2 separate regions of the Homo sapiens genome follow, and region 2 is linked to region 1. A link is an interaction called in ENCODE POLR2A ChIA-PET data of the cell type or tissue named here. Cell type or tissue: B cell. All regions are shown on one strand. Links, peaks and the distances in the headings refer to the core of each region. The heading gives the core; the rest is flanking DNA.

Evidence for each region. Peaks named below come from ENCODE experiments on the same cell type or tissue, not always from the same donor. Only the 100,000 strongest peaks of a DNase experiment are listed, where the experiment ranks them.
Region 2: POLR2A ChIA-PET joins it to region 1 with 5 read pairs; 7 of 35 experiments call an interaction of 5 or more read pairs at or near these places.

The regions. Positions count from the first base shown.
Region 1 is chr4:52,643,904-52,646,834 of GRCh38, reverse strand. All of the region lies in intron 1 of USP46 (ubiquitin specific peptidase 46), which reads left to right. Among named protein-coding and RNA genes, the nearest start is that of USP46, 14 kb to the left of the region's middle. In B cell, for the core only: no CTCF peak of the experiment used is centred there; a DNase peak (open chromatin) is centred at 1,344; H3K27ac peaks cover 467 bases.
Region 2 is chr4:52,697,406-52,700,336 of GRCh38, reverse strand. No RefSeq gene overlaps it. Among named protein-coding and RNA genes, the nearest start is that of DANCR, 14 kb to the left of the region's middle. In B cell, for the core only: no CTCF peak of the experiment used is centred there; no DNase peak of the experiment used is centred there.

The DNA of each region.
Region 1 (2,931 bases), core at 334-2,833:
TGTCTTAGTATATTTGTAGTTTGCATTTCTCTTATTAGAAGTGAGCTTCAGCAGCTATTCACATATTTAGGAAAATAAACTCAATTTTATTTAAATACCTTGCTGTTGGTAATTATTTTCAGAGTCTGTAGGGAAGGACCAGTTTTATTGTTATTTTCAATCTGTCTCAGACCAATATATTTGTAAAATACAATAAAAAGGAATAACTAGCAAAATGGAATTAAAAAAACCCAAAGAGAAATAAAATGCAAGCCTTAATTTTTTTGTTACTAAACTTGACAGATACAAAATTACTCTATCCATTCATTTTATCTCCATGTTTTTAGTTTCTGGATGTAGCTCACCACAGAGAGTTTTGAGTAAATAACATTGCTGTAAAGAACAACTTACTCATGTTTTTTCTCCCATTGCTACTCTATTTGAGGATGGGAGGAGAGAGCCCAGAATTTTATATTTTACATTTCATAATCAGCACATTTCAGGATGGTTTTGTTACATTAGTGGAAAATATCTCTGATGGTGCAATACTGACCCAGGAGGGACTGGTTCCCGAGGGCCGGGTTGCCGCACAAGTGCATTGAGGCATGTTGACTCCTGCAGTGCTCCCCATGCTGTAAGGTGGGAATGCAGGTGTTGTGATTTTCACTGATGAAGACCTTGAGCTTGGATGAGAAGATGGGAGGATGAAATCACCCTATTAATAAAATTTACAGAGCAGGCCTATATTAGTCCATTCTCACAGTGCTATAAAGAACTACCTGAGACTGGGTAATTTATGAAGAAAAGAGGTTTAATTGACTCACAGTTCCAAAGGCTTAACAGGAAGCATGACTGGGAGGCTTCAGGAAACTTAAAATCATGGCAGAAGGTGTAGGGAAAGCAGGCACATCTTACCATGGTGGAGCAGGAGAGAGCAAGAGAGAAAGGGAAAGTGCCACACACTTTCAAACAACCCGATCTTGTGAGAACTCACTCACTATCATGAGAACAGCGAGGGGAAAGACCGCCCCAATGATCCAATCACCTCCCACCAGGCCCCTAGAATTGTGGGAATTACAATTCTAGATGAGATTTGGGTGGGGACACAGAGCCAAACCATATCAAGGCCTCTTTGACCTAGGATTTTGCAAGGACCCCAGCCTCCTCTGCTGCCTTTCTGGGAACAGATGGGAAGTGTATTTGTGGGTAAAGTAGGAGCTTAGGGGACATGATAATTCAGGCAGCATCTTGGTGGCTTTGTAGAAGGATTGAATTGGAAATGAGGTTCTTGCTTCTAGCTCACTGAGTTCAGTGACATAAGTGGCTATTTCCTTGTCTTCCACCTGCAGCTAGAAAACAGGCATGGTCTCAAGATTCTTTGTTCTGCTTTTGACTTGAAGTTTTAGTTTTGCATGAGGACTTCATTTTGTTATCTCTAAATATATGGAGAATTGTTTTGCCAGCCACAGCTTCTTTCTAGATGTTCTTTAATGCTCCTTGCTAGAATGACTTGGGATGGTCATGTAGTCAAGTATCCCAGGTCAGCTTTCTTCAGTGGCAGATGTTTTGGCTTCTGTGTACAATTATTAAATGAAGTCATGTTGAGGTTTTCTTTTTTTTTTTTTTTTTTTGAGATAGAGTCTGTCTTCACCTCACAGGCTGGAGTGCAGTGGCGCGATCTCGGCTCACTGCAACTTCTGCCTCCCGGGTTCAAGCTATTCTCCTGCCTCAGCCTCCCGAGTACATGGGATTATAGGTGCATGCCACCATGTCCGGCTAATTTTTGTTGTTGTTGTTTTGAGATGGAGTCCCTCTCTGTCACCCAGGCTGGAGTGCAATGGCACGATGTCAGCTCACTGCAACCTCCACCTCCTGGGTTCAAGCAATTCTCCTGCCTCAGCCTCCTTAGTAGCTTGGCTTACAGGCGCGTGCCACCACGCCCGGCTAATTTTTTGTATTTTTAGTAGAGACGGGGTGTCACCATATTGGTTAGGCTGGTCTCAAACTCCTGACCGCGTGATCCACCCACCTCGGCCTCTCAAAGTGCTGGGATTACAGGCGTGAGCCACTGCGCCTGGCCAAGGTTTTTTTCAGAGGTTTTTTTTTTTTTTTTTTTTTAATTCAATATCATGTAAGATAGCGGTCCCCAAACTTTTTGGCACCAGGGACAGGTTTTGTGGAAGACAATTTTTCCACAAACCTGGGCAGAGCTGGGGATGGTTTTGGGATGAACGTTCCACCTCAGATTATCAGGCATTAGACTCTCAGAAGGAGTATGCAACCTAGATCCCTCTGATGCGCAGTTCACAATAGAGTTCACTCTCCTATGAGAATCTAATGCTATTGCTGATCTGACCGGAGGTAGAGCTCAGGTGGTAATGCCTGCTCACCTGCTGTGCCGCTTGGTTCCTAACAGGTCACAGAACTGTACCTGGGGGTTGGGGACTTCTGACATAAGACATAGAAGTGACATGTTGTCATGCTGTGGGATGAAAATGCCCCTTGACTGCCTTCTTGTTCATGATTGCTTTCCCTGTTGAAGCCTGGAGAGGAGTGGGCTGTTGAAACAGGAGCCAGGGTTGTGGAATAATGGTGTTAAGATCATAGGTTCACCACTTACCTCTGCCTCATGCTAACACTTGACCTTGGCAAGTTAGTTAACCTCATTTCCTTCAGCTATGACATGGGGATAATGAGTCCCCATCAGTGATTTATTTGGCAGAGAGAGTCACATTCAGTATTGCTCAGTGGGACAGGGGCTCCGTGGTGATATGTTGCTAACTAAACAGGTCAGGCATTCGTAGCCACTCTGGGTAAGTGCCCGGTGGTTAGGTAATGTGTGACAGCCAGCAGCCAAAGTGGACATACTCAGAGACAGTTCCTGGCTGGCTGCCCAAGCCTTACATCTGTAGCTAAAGAATTACTGAAAATGTGAATGAAAATATCTCCTCT
Region 2 (2,931 bases), core at 131-2,630, 54 kb before region 1:
TCCGTCTCAAAAACATACATACCTACATACATACATAAGATATAACATATATCAAGACATATCAGAATTTTAAGAACCTCATATAATTTTGGAACACATATTAATAATACATTTATGCAAATATAACTCGAAAAAGTTAAACACCATTTCTTATTTAACATTGCCTCCTATGAGTTTAACATACCAAATAAGCCTAACATGTCTCTTGAGGATTTTCAGGAGTTCCTGTTTGTTAAGTGCAAGTTAGTTCAGGTCAAAAAGACTTAATTTTAGAATTCAAAATTTAATTTTGGGAAGTATGTCAAATATTAAAGGTTTAGTATTTGATATTAAAATAAGAACAGTTTAAAACATATGATCAAAATAGAATCACAGGTCACTGTAAAAAATAATCATTCATTTACCCAAAATGATAATTAACATATTTCAAAAAGCAAAAACTTTTACTCTGATAGAGAGGAGACCATTTCCAGTCAAGAAAAGAAAAAAAAAGGCAGCATGAGGCAAAGTCTTCCTCTACTTTTTTTTGCAGTTTACTCAAAAGGTAAATAAATATGTTACAATGTCTTATTAATACTATGTGAAATTCTTGTTCGAAGGAGAAAATCAAATTTTACTTTCATATTAGTATATTAATAACAATAAAGCTAATTTTAATAAAGCCTGATAAACAAATTCATCCAATCTAACAGCTTTGGCCACACAAGATGAGATTTCTATAAACATTTTATAACCTCTTAACAATTATCTATTAAAGACCAGATCAATTCTCTAAGAAAACTGTGTTGTTTTACATAGGGTCCTAGACTCTGGTCTTGAATCAATTTGCTCAATTTTTATTTTATTATTTTTTAATGAGAGCACAATACAAAAATTTATTTCAATAATGGTGATAACCTAAAGCCACAGAACAAAATATAAATTACATTTAGAATACTCTATTTAGGATGCTGAATTTCCATTTTATTTAAAAATATTTTTCTTAATAAATTAACATACACAAATTTTGATGCCAAATTCTTCCATGACACTAAACATTTAAGGTGTTGATGAACATGATCTGTGTGCAAGAATATATATATATACTTGTGGATATATTATTCTATAGAAGAGGGAAATTATCCTTTTATATATCAGAGGGTCCCATAGGATTGAAGAAGTTATAGGAAGACTAATATTTTTTTTTTCAGCTATATCTACTGGAATGGGAAGCTAACCTTTTTAAATAATTGAAGATATACAACAGTGAAAAAAGATTCCTTGTAGTGGAGCTGAACTTATGCTCTCTGGAAAAGTAAAATCAGTGTTGAGTTTATCATCTTTTTGTGATCTGAAGATAGTGATGCTAGTTTTGTTGAGTGATTAGACACTTATGACCCTTCTGACTTTTGTTTATTTTTTGTTAGGGCTCAGCAAAATAATTTTTTTTTCCTGTTTTTTAAAATTTTTTATTTTAGGTTTGGGGGTACATGTGCAGGTTTGTTACATAGGTAAATTGCATGTCACAGGGGTTTGGTGTACACATTATTTTGCCACCTAGGTAATAAACATAGTACCCTATAGGTAGTTTTTCAATCCTCACCCCCCTCCCACCCTCCAACATCAAGTAGGCCCCAGTGTCTCTTGTTCCGTGCCTTGCGTCCATATGTACTCAATGTTTAGCTCCCACTTACATGTGAGAACATGTGATATTTGGTTTTCTGTTCCTGCATTAGTTTGCTTAGGATAATGGCCTCTAGCTCCATCCATGTTGCTACAGAGGACATGATCTCATTCTTTTTTATGGATGCATAGTATTCCGTGTGTGTGTGTGTGTGTGTGTGTGTGTGTGTGTGTGTGTGTGTGTATCACATGTTTTTTATACAGTGTACCACTGATGGGCATTTAGGTTGATTCCATGTCTTTGCTATGCTGCCGAGTTGAACATGCACATGCATGTGTCTTTACAGTAGAATGATTTATAATTCCTTTGGGTATATGCCCAGTAATGGAATTGCTGGTCAAATGGTAGTTCTGTTTTAAGTTCTTTGAGAAATTGCCAAACTGCTTTCAGCAGTGAATGAACAAGTCTACATTCCTGCCAGCAGTGCATAAGCATTCCTTTTTCTCTACAACCTCACCAGCATCTTTTTTTTTTTTTTACTTTATTAATAGCCAGTATAACTGGTGTGAGATGGTATCTTATTGTGGTTTTGGTTTGCATTTCTCTAATGATTAATGAAGTTGAGCCATTTTTTTATATGATTGTTGGCAGCATGTCTTTCGAAAAGCATCTGTTAATGACATTTGGCCACTTTTTAGTGGGGTTGTTTTTGCTTGTAAATTTAAGTTCTTTATAGATTCTGGATATAACACCTATGTTGGATGGATAGTTTGCAAATATTTTCTCCCATTGTATAGGTTGTCTGTTTACTCTTTCTTGATAGGTTCTTTTGCTGTGCAGAAACTCTTTAGTTTCATTAGGTTTCATTTATCAATTTTTGTTTTTGTTGCAATTGCTTTTGATGTCTTCATCATGAAATCTTTGCCAGGTCCTAGGTTCAGAATGGTATTTCCTAGGTTATCTTCCAGGGTTTTTATAGTTATGTGTTCTAGATTAAAGTCTTTAATTCATCCTGACTTAATTTTTGTATATGGTGTAAGGAAGGGGTCCAGTTTCAGTCTTTTCCATATGGCTAGCCAGTTACCTCAGCACCACTTATTGAATAGAAAGTCCTTTCTTCATTGCTTGCTTTTGTTGATTTTGTCAAAGACCAGATTATTGTAGGTGTGTGGCATTATTCCTGGGCTCTCTATCCTTGTAGTATAGTTTGAAGTCGGGTAATGTGATGAATACCACTTTTTGTTTTGTTTTGTTTTGTTTTGTTTGTTTTTGCTTAGTATGGCCTTGGCTATTTGAATTCTTTTTTAGTTCCATAAGAAATTTAACAT